Regions from separate parts of the Homo sapiens genome. Here region 2 is linked to region 1. A link is a loop called in an ENCODE intact Hi-C map of the cell type or tissue named here. Cell type or tissue: PC-3. All regions are shown on one strand.

Region 1 (5,000 bases):
TGAGCTTCTCCCAAACTCTCAAGGCCCAGGTGGAGGAGAGGTCTTTAGTTCCTGACCACTGGCTGCATTTTGCCTCACTCTGCCCTGCACATGACTTAACTTTTAATTAAAAAAAAAAAGCACTTCCCCCAAAGGTCTGATAAGCTATGAGACCTTTCAGTGGGAACTTGAAGGATGAGGAGGCATTGGGAATGACAGTTTACAAACTGTCCACAGGAATTGATTGGAATATTTTGGTAATAGAATAGTCTAAATGCAGTTAGCATGTTTGAGTACTTGATTTATCACGTGGTATTTGGAAAAAGTGCTCATCACTTTTTTATTTTCTCACCAATGGGAAACTAATCCAGAGTGTTCCTTAAATATCAGATTTCTCACCCATAACTCTGTCCACAAGTGGTTCATATCTGAGTCAAACATGCTCCTATACCATCAAAGTAGAAAGCAGGACCTTACTTGAGATGCTCTTTACTAATAGTGAAAAAAAAATACATTTACACAATGTGAAATAATACTTTGAAAATATGACCCAGAATGTGAAAAAGCAATAGCACACTAAAATAAACACATAGAAACAAATAAGTCTTGACAATTTTTATTATTGATGTTTAAAGATAAGTTAACTGGCAAATACATCGTCAAAGACTTTGCAGTACTTAAGGTGTTGTTTTGAGGGTTCTTTGATGCAAGACATATTGCCATTCCTTAAATTTAAAACTAAATGAAATTATATGTAATTTATATAATTTATAAAATACAAATTATTTATATTTTATAAGCATAACTCCTTACCAATAATCATAAGCCCTTACCACATTCAAAATGACGATCATTTTCATCACCTCCTAAGGCTTTCTCATGCCCCTTTATGTTGCTTCCCTCCCTACCCATCCCCATCCCATCCCTGTCCCTAGGCAACCACTGATCTACTTTCTCTCACTATAGATTAGTTTGTGCTTTATAGAATTTTATATAAATAGAATTATACACTGTATACTCTTTTTTGTCTTCTTAAAATCAGCATAGTTATTTTCAGATTCACCCATGCTGTTATTTCTATCAATAGTTCATTACTATTTGTCATAGTATAGTATTTCATTGTATGGTAATTTGGATTGTTTCCAGTTTTTCACTAGCACAAATGAAGCTGCTATAAACATTCACGTACAAGTCTTTATGTGGACCTATGCTTTCATTTCTCTTAGATAAAAACTCAGGAGCAGTAGTATTGTACGTGTGCACTTAACGTTTTAAGTTCAGGTTAACGTTGCAGATTGATCTTACCTTGCTGCTTAGAGTCCTGTTGATAGTACAGATTGAATGGATTTTATCTCAGACCAGTCAGATTAATCAGAGTGGCTAAGTGGCATGTTATTATATCAGTGGGTTAAAGATGACCTCCATATATTGGCCTCTATGTTGCCATTATACTTTCTCACAGCAGGCTGAAAGCCTGGCAATGACAAACTCGAATTTTTTACACATGCAATTGCTTTAAATATAGCTCAAGTAAGCATATGTGTAGCCATTTAGGGCTTGCCTGCCTCGCATGCCCCACAAAACTGCACCAACATCTGCTAGCCACGGTTAAGGCAAACACAGGGGCTATAAAACACCCCATGCCACTGCTTGCCTCCAGAGCTCTCTGACCCAGAAACTCCCTCTCCTGATGCTGAGTCATATCGCCCAGACACATAAGGCTCTCTCCTATTCTCCTCTACCCCAGGAGTTACCTTGCCTTTTTCCCCTTCTGGGCAGTGGCCCTCTGCTGCTGCCTCTGGAAGGTCTGATGTGAGAGACTTCCCCTCTCTGGCAACCTGTCTAAGCACCGCCAAAATAAAAAGCTTCTTGGCTGGGCGCGGTGGCTCGCGCCTGTAATCCCAGCACTTTGGGAGGCTGAGGCAGTGGATCACCTGAGGTCAGGTGTTCGAGACCAGACTGGCCAACAGGGTGAAACCTCGTCTCTACTAATAAATACAAAAATTAGCCCGCCATTGTGGCGGGCACCTGTAATCCCAGCTACTTGGGAGGCTAAGGCTGGAGAATCACTTGAACCCAGGAGGCGGAGGTTGCAGTGAGCGGAGGTTGCGCCACAGCATTCCAGCTTGGGCAGCAGAGTGAGACTGCTTCTCACAAAAAAAACAAACGAAACAAACAAACAAACAAACAAACAAACAAAACGGTTCTTGGGTGCTACTGCCATCTTGTGGTCATGTCTTCTTCATTGATCAGCCCAGAAATCTTGGAACTCGCAGCAAGTGGTGAGGAGGATGGGATTTTCATGAACAAGAAATTGGCATAGCGTCTACCCAGTCAGTAGGACAATCAACTGAAAAATCAGTCCTAGGCAGCCTTAAGTGCTCAGACTCTACATTTAGAATGCCTCTGTAGCAGTTTTGCGTAGCATCGCTCATTGCTGTACTGCAACAATATACTTTTTGCAGTCTCCTTCTATACCTCATTGACCTGGCCTAGAGGTAGCACCAGTAGTTGAGTGAACCCACACCATTAGAACTGACTTTTGGGGTCTTAGATGCCAAGGTACTGGGGAAGGAGGTCAGCCCACTTACCTGGGTCCCCCCCTCAGTTGACATTGGACATTGTGCACCTGTGTACCTGAATAGAAAAGGAGAGGGAGTGCATGCCTCTGGAATAAGGGTGAACCACCCTGGACTGCATAACAGGCTATGGTGGGAAATGCTCCCTGTGGCTGGGTTGAGGATTTGGGGTAGTCTGAGATGTGAGGATTTCCTCCTCCCCGGAGACAGATAGGCAAGTAAATGAGCCAATAAGGCAGAGACATCAGGCCAAGGCTGGTCTCCTAAGGGCAGCTGGTGGAAAGGCCTTTGCAAGCAGGTAGCATGCCTCTACTGTTGTTACACTCAATTATGATGTTGCAGTTGTCATCATGCTATCCCCTCTCCAGAGGGATATTAATATCTCAACCTTTGGACTGAGCTAGCTAGAGTGGTACTTAAAGTGACTGAAGGCAAAGAAATTTATATTCCTACCCCTCCCGGAACCCTACAGGAGGTTGCTGTCAGGTCGAACAGGCATTCCTAACCATGAGGCATGTGCTGACCTTGCTGGCAGCAATTTATCACCAGGATGCCACCTGGAGAAGAGGTAAGAGCCCAAAGTCTTGGGAGAGACAGTTTGGACAAGAGGTCCCTGGAGAGGAGAATAGGTGCTCTCCAGAAGAAAAGGCAGCAGTGTCACCACGGTAGGGACTGGGATAACTTATCCTCTGCTTTGCCTGTAGCCACTCAGAAAGTAATAAAAATGGAAAAGACAAAAAGGGAGAGCCAAGAAAGAAGGGTCAGTTCTTGCTCGGAGGAGGAGTCCCATCCTCTCTCTTACCTGAGCCCCAGTCTCTCCTTAAGTACCCAGGCCAAGAACCAAATAAACAAGGGGCTGCTTGGCTCTATAGAATGCATCTGGCAGGGAACAAATTCCATGTAATGGGGAATGAAATTAAACAATTGGGAGCGATAGTACATGATGGAAAAATTGTGTCCCCTCTAATGGATCCTGTAGAGTAGAATTTGGGAAGAAGCCACACAGAGGCATTGGACCTCTGTTCACATCTTTATTGCTGATGTGTATTTTTGTGGATTAGAAGGCTGCCCACCCTACATTAGACCTCATAATGGCCTGGGAAGACTGTCCAGGGAAAAGATTAGCCAAGGCCAAAGATCTCCTCCACCAGTTGGACATGTTGGAGTGGAGACAACAAATGAGGTGTGGCAGGATGACTTGACAAGACTGGAGGAGTCTGAATCGAGTCCTGAGTCCACTCAATTGTTTCTTTGGGGGCAGGGCTCCTGGGAAAATCTTTACTGGGCATGGTGGCTACTGCTAAAACAATTCAAGAGGCCATAGCTGCACTGGATTTAATAGAAACTCATGAAAGACAAACTCAGAGTCAGGTGCTGCCTGCTAACACTATAATACCCTACCTGGCCTAAATCAAAGTTACTATCAACACTGAGGCTGCCCCCTCCTGGGCCAAACAAGCCACCTATGTCCAGGCCCTCATGTGTGCATCAACCATGAGATGAAGAAAAGAGGTTATGTTAGACCCTAAGGCACAAGAAGGTCCCAAGTTGGATGATCTCTGGTGAATCATTGGAGTAATTGCAATACTTACTAGGGTTAGATTACAACCCCCCATTCCACAACTGTCTCTGATCACTGCCAAGTGGCTAAGAATCTTCTCCCACACAGGGATCCTGCAGTGTCAGAAGGCCCCTTCTGACAGACAGTTGCCCTTTTACCGTATTAACTGTGGCTTGGGCACTGACAAACAACACTGCTAAGTCTGTCAGTCAAACAGAGTTACTTGATGCAGCTTGAACCTGCCCCTCCTGGTTCAGATGGTTCATACACCACAGCAGAAGCTGAAGCAGGACACTGAAGGACATAGATAAACAAGGAACACTGATTCCTACTACGTCGCCTATCAATTCCCCATATGGCCTACACTAAGAGACACTACTAAGTGGAGACTATAGACCTTAGAGAGTTCATCGAGGATGTTCCCTTTATTAGAGCACCTCTATAGGACATTGTGACCTTAATGGGTGTCATTCAAAACATCAGAGGTAAGTTTCTATTAATCCAGGGCATCTAAGGCCCCCTGAAATTGAATCTGCAGTTATAGACTTGGCTAACATATTCTATTCAGTAAAAATTTCACAGTAGAGTCAAACACATTTCACTTCTACCTTTGAGAGTCAATAGTACACCCTTACCCACTTGCTTTTGGGGTATTTATTTTGTTTCCCCTCATCTTCATTGTGATGCTAGCTTTTTGGGGGGGGGTATTTAAATAGCCCTTCAATTGCACAGTCTTTGCCAACAGGACATAGGCACCTGCCCCACAATTTCACCAGAAGCTATGCTTTGGCATTATATCAGTGACATCCTCCTCACGGAACCTGTCCAAGACTGTTTCACAGTTGATCACAGCCCTCAGTAAACCACCTTTCACTGAGGGT
Region 2 (5,000 bases), 440 kb before region 1:
ACAAAGAGACTTAGATTCCAGCACAATAATAGTGAGAGACTTTGTCACCCCACTGACAGTATTAGACAGGTCATACAGACAGAAAATTAACAAAGATATTCAGGACTCCAACTGAGCACTGGATCACATGAACCTGTTCCAGTGCTCAGTTGAAGTCCTAAATATCCACATGGACCCAATCACATAGAAATATACAGAACTCTCCACCCAAAAGCAACAGGATGTACATTTTTTTCTTTGCAACATGGCAGCTACTGTAAGATCAATCACAAATCAGACATAAAACAATCCCTAGCAAATTAAAAAATAAACACTGAAATTATACCAAGCACACTGTCAAACCACAGTGCAATAAAAATAAAAATCAATACTTAAAAATCTCTCAAAACCATGCGATAACTTGGAAATTAAATAACTGGCTCCTGAATGACATTTAGTAAATAAAGAAATTAGGAAAAATTTATGAAATTCTTTAAAACTAGTGAGAACAAAGATACAAAATACCAGAGTATTTCAGAGACAGCTAAAGTAGTCTTAAGAGAAATTTATAGCACTAAATGTTCACATCATAAAGAAAGGACTCCAATTAACAACATAGTATCACAATGACAGAAACTAGAGAAACAAGAACAAACCAATTACAAAGCTAGTAGAAAAGAGGAAATAAACGAATTAGAACGGAACTAAAAGAAAAAAAACAGAGACACACAAAATATACATAAGAACAATAAATCCAGGAGTTGGTTATTTAAAAAAAATAACAAGATAGACAACTAGCTGGACACATAAAAAAGAGACAGAATCCAAGTAAGCACAATTAGAAAAGACAAAAGGGACATTAGCACTGTCCCCAAAGAAATGTAATAAAACCTTCAGAAACGACTGCAAACACCTCTATGCACATGAACTAGAATACCTAGAAAAACAGATTCCTGGAAACATACCACCTCCCAAGAGTAAACCAGGAAGAAATCAAATCCCTGAACAAACCAGCAATGAGCTCCAAAATTGAAAGAGTGATAAAAAGCCTACCAGCCACAAAGGCTCAAGAGCAAACAGATTCACAGCTTAATTCTACAAGATGTATAAAGATGAGCTGATATTCTTTCTACTGAAACTATTCAAAAAAATTGAGGAGAAGGAAATCCTTCCCAACTCTTTCTATGAGGCCAGAGTCATTCTGATATCAAAACTTAGCAGAGATAAAACAAAAGCAGAAAACCTCAGGGCAGTATACCTAATGAACAGAGATTCAAAAATTATCAATAAAATACTGGGAATACAGCAGCACATCAAAAAGCTAAAGCACTGGGATCAAGTAGACTATATCTGTGGGCAGCAAGGTTAGTTCAACATGTAAATTAATAAATGTGATTTATTACATAAACAGAACAAAATAAAAACCACATGATTATCTCAATAGATGCAGAAAAGGATTTTCATAATATTCAACATGCTTCACGTAATAATCCTCAATAAACTAGGCATTGAATGAATATAGTTCAACATAGTAAGATCCATCTATGACAAACCCACAGCCAATATCATACTGAATGGGAAAAAGCTGAAAGCATTCCCTTCTGAAAATCACCATAAGTCAAGGACAGCCTGTTACCACTCCTATTCAACATAGAATTGGAAGTCCTGGCCACAGAAATCAATCCAGAGATAGAAATAAAAGATATCCAAATAAGAAGAGAGGAAGTCAAACTATCTCTGTTTGCAGATGACATGATTCTATTACTGGAAAACTCTATAGTCTCTTCTCAAAAGCTCCTTGGCCTGATAAAAAACTTCAGCAAAGTTTCAGAATACAAAATTAATGTACAAAAATCAGTAGCATTCCTATACACCAACAACTTCGAAGCTACAAGCCAAATCAGGAATGCAATTCTATTCACACTAGCCACCAGAAGAATAAAATATCTAAAGATCTCAACAGTAAGAATTACAAAACACTACTCAAAGAAATCAGGGACGACACAAAGAAATATAAAACATTTTGTGTTTACAGATAGGAAGAATCAATATCATTAAAATTACCATACTGCTCAAAGCAATGTACATATTCAATGCTATTTCTATCAAACTACCGATGACATTCTTCACAGAATTGGAAAAACTATTTTAAGATTCATATGGAATCAAGAAAGGCTTGACTAGCCAGGAAAATCCTAAGTACATAGAAGAAAGCTAGAAGCATCATGTCGCTTGACTTCAAACTTTATTACAAATATATGTCACATCTGATTATTGTCTTAATTATAGTCTTGGCTCTTTAGACTGTGTTTTCCCTTACATTTTAACATGCCTAATAATTTTTTTTGATGTTGAAAGCTGGGCATGTTTTATTGGGAAATTAAGACTGAGACAAGTAGGACTATAGTGCAGGAATTTATGTTTATCTAGCTAAGAGTTCAACTGCATTTTACATTTTTTTGTTATTGTTGCTATGAATTTCTTCAGTGACCTTGTTTTTGTCACCCCCTTTTTCCCCTCTTTACTTTGTATCTTTATTTTTCTTTTCTTCAAGGAGTCTGTCTCTTGCAACTCTCCCAGTGATAGTTCTCTGTTATATTCATGCCTTGTTATGGTGTCCGTAATATGTATTGAAGAGATGTTCATTAATGTTATAATTAAGCCTTGGCTTTTAGAGTGCACAGTAGCTCTATCTCACAGGGATGTGTCTCGAGTGTTTCATCTTCCCTCTCTCGGAGGCCTATTTTGTATTTTCCCCCATTCACATTCTAAGCCACAAAAATGTACCCTCCAATATTTACAGTCTGTATATTTAAATACTTCCCTGCCGCAAATTAAGGCCTTTTTTCTTAAGTGAGACAAAGATTATAGTGCTGATGACATTTTCCTCCTTTCAACTTTAATACCGTTTCACTAACGGCCTTTGCTGGTATCCTTTTCTCCTAAAAATTAAACTTGTTTTTTCCACAAGGGACTTAAGCCTATGTAGATGTCACAGTGACTATTTACCACCTTCTCGACTTAGCACCAGCAGAGGGAGCTGTCTTCCAATTGATCTGTTCTTCCCCCGAAAGCCTGTTGAAACTCCTAGGGGGGAAAAAAAAGAGGTTGCAAATGGACATCAACCTCAATACCACTGTGGCCCCCACCAGCTTCGGACAAACTAGCTTGTACTTGGCCTTCAGCAATTCATAGTTATTTTTAATTTTATGTTTCTATCAGTTTATATGGTGTTAACATTTTTTCTTTTTCCTCCAGGAAAGCAAATGGTTCATGTGTCTTCTTCCATGAGCCTTCAGGATTTTGAGACGGTCACATATCCATTGGCTTCAATTTTCTGCTGAGAATTAAGTTTTTAATATTCATGTTTATTAATTTTATTCTGAGTGTACACATGAGCTGTTCTAGATTAGATAAGTTTTCTTACTATACCTCACAGTATGTAATAAGTATGTTGGCTTGCCTTTTGCCTATTCATGGACACTATGGTGACATGATCACCAAGTCAATTGTCCTACATCAGTAGTTAGACACTCTATAGATGAATAAGAAAAAAATATTCCTTTCTGCTTACAAATGGAAAGGGGATAGCTGCTTTCATTCCCTCCTGAAAGGACCTTCTCATTATGCCAATATGCTGGTATATAATAAAATCTCTCCAGGAGCCACACAGGCCCATGTCTCTCAGCTTTTATGACCCATAGATGTGTAAAAGATCAGAGTTTATTCTTCCTAGAAATTCAAATATCTAGAAAGATAGCCACTCCAGAATCTCTAGCACCTCAAATCTTAATTTAGATAACTAGTCCAGGACATAACTCTTTTGTCATCTCTGGAAACGATACAATAGACATTAGCAAATGGCAAGATACCTGTCTCATTATATGTAAATAGTTATTCAAAGGCTAAGGCTTTATCCAAAAAAATTAGGAAGTCTAAAAATATTCTATTTCACCACAGCAGGTTCTTGAAAAATAGTTAACTTTTTGTTTGTCTACTTCATTTCTTGTTAAAAAGTAAAAGCTTCTGTTCTCAACTTCTTATCTGTCTGAACTGAACCCAAAAGTCCTAATCATTTTTTAATGACTTAAATATCATGGTAATACGCAAATAATATATAATTTACCACTTTAACCATTTTTAATTATACAATTTAGTTGTATTAACTACATTCACGTTATTGCATAATAATCACTACTACCCAACTCCTGAAATTTTGTCATCTCAAACTAAAATTTTGTGCCCATTAAACCATAACTCCAAACTACTCCCATTCCCAGCCATTGATAACCACTATTCTACTTTGTACCTATATTTATTTTAATATTCTAGGAATCTCAAATACAAGGAATCATACCATATTTTCCTTTTGTTGGTGGCTCTTTTTACTTAGCATAATTCTTTCAAGGTTCATTCACATTGTAGCATGCCTTGGAATGTTACTCCTTGTAAGGATGAATAATATTCCATTATATGTATATACCACCTTGTATTTATTCAATCAAGCATTGATGGACACTTGTTGCTCTAACCTTTTTTGTCTATTGTGAATAAAGCTGCTATGAACATGGGTTTAAAAATATCTCTTCATGCTTGTTTTCAATGTTTTTAGATATACACTTATACTTTATGATCATATGATAATTATTTTTTTTTTATTTTTTGAGGAGCTCTTAGATAGTTTTCCATTGTGGCTATATTATTTTACATTTTCATCAACAACGCACAAGGGCCTACTTTCTCTACATCTTTGCCAAAATTTGTTATATACTTTTTTTTAGTTAGTATCCATCTTAGTGGGTGTAAAGTAGGATCCGATTTGGAGTTTGATCTGCATTTTCTCAATGATTACTGATGTTTAACATCTGCTTATGTTTTTGTTGAGCTGCAATATATTTCATTTAGAGAAGTGTTCATTCAAGTCCTTCGAAATATATAGTCAAATATTTGTACGTTTCACCTGGGTTTTGTTGTTGTTGAGTTGTAACAGATGTTTATATATTATGACTATTAATTTCTTA

What was found. A loop is a pair of places that touch in the nucleus more often than their neighbours do. Peaks named below come from ENCODE experiments on the same cell type or tissue, not always from the same donor. Only the 100,000 strongest peaks of a DNase experiment are listed, where the experiment ranks them.
Region 2: it touches region 1 in a loop (5-fold over the local background); 18 of 110 quality-filtered maps call a loop at or near these places.

What each region holds. Positions count from the first base shown.
Region 1 is chrX:57,580,334-57,585,333 of GRCh38, reverse strand. No RefSeq gene overlaps it. Among named protein-coding and RNA genes, the nearest start is that of ZXDB, 9.2 kb to the left of the region's middle. In PC-3, CTCF peaks have their summits at 1,988 and 2,196 (motif pointing left); no DNase peak of the experiment used is centred here; H3K27ac peaks cover 759 bases.
Region 2 is chrX:58,024,214-58,029,213 of GRCh38, reverse strand. No RefSeq gene overlaps it. Among named protein-coding and RNA genes, the nearest start is that of ZXDA, 120 kb to the right of the region's middle. In PC-3, a CTCF peak has its summit at 3,008 (motif pointing right); no DNase peak of the experiment used is centred here.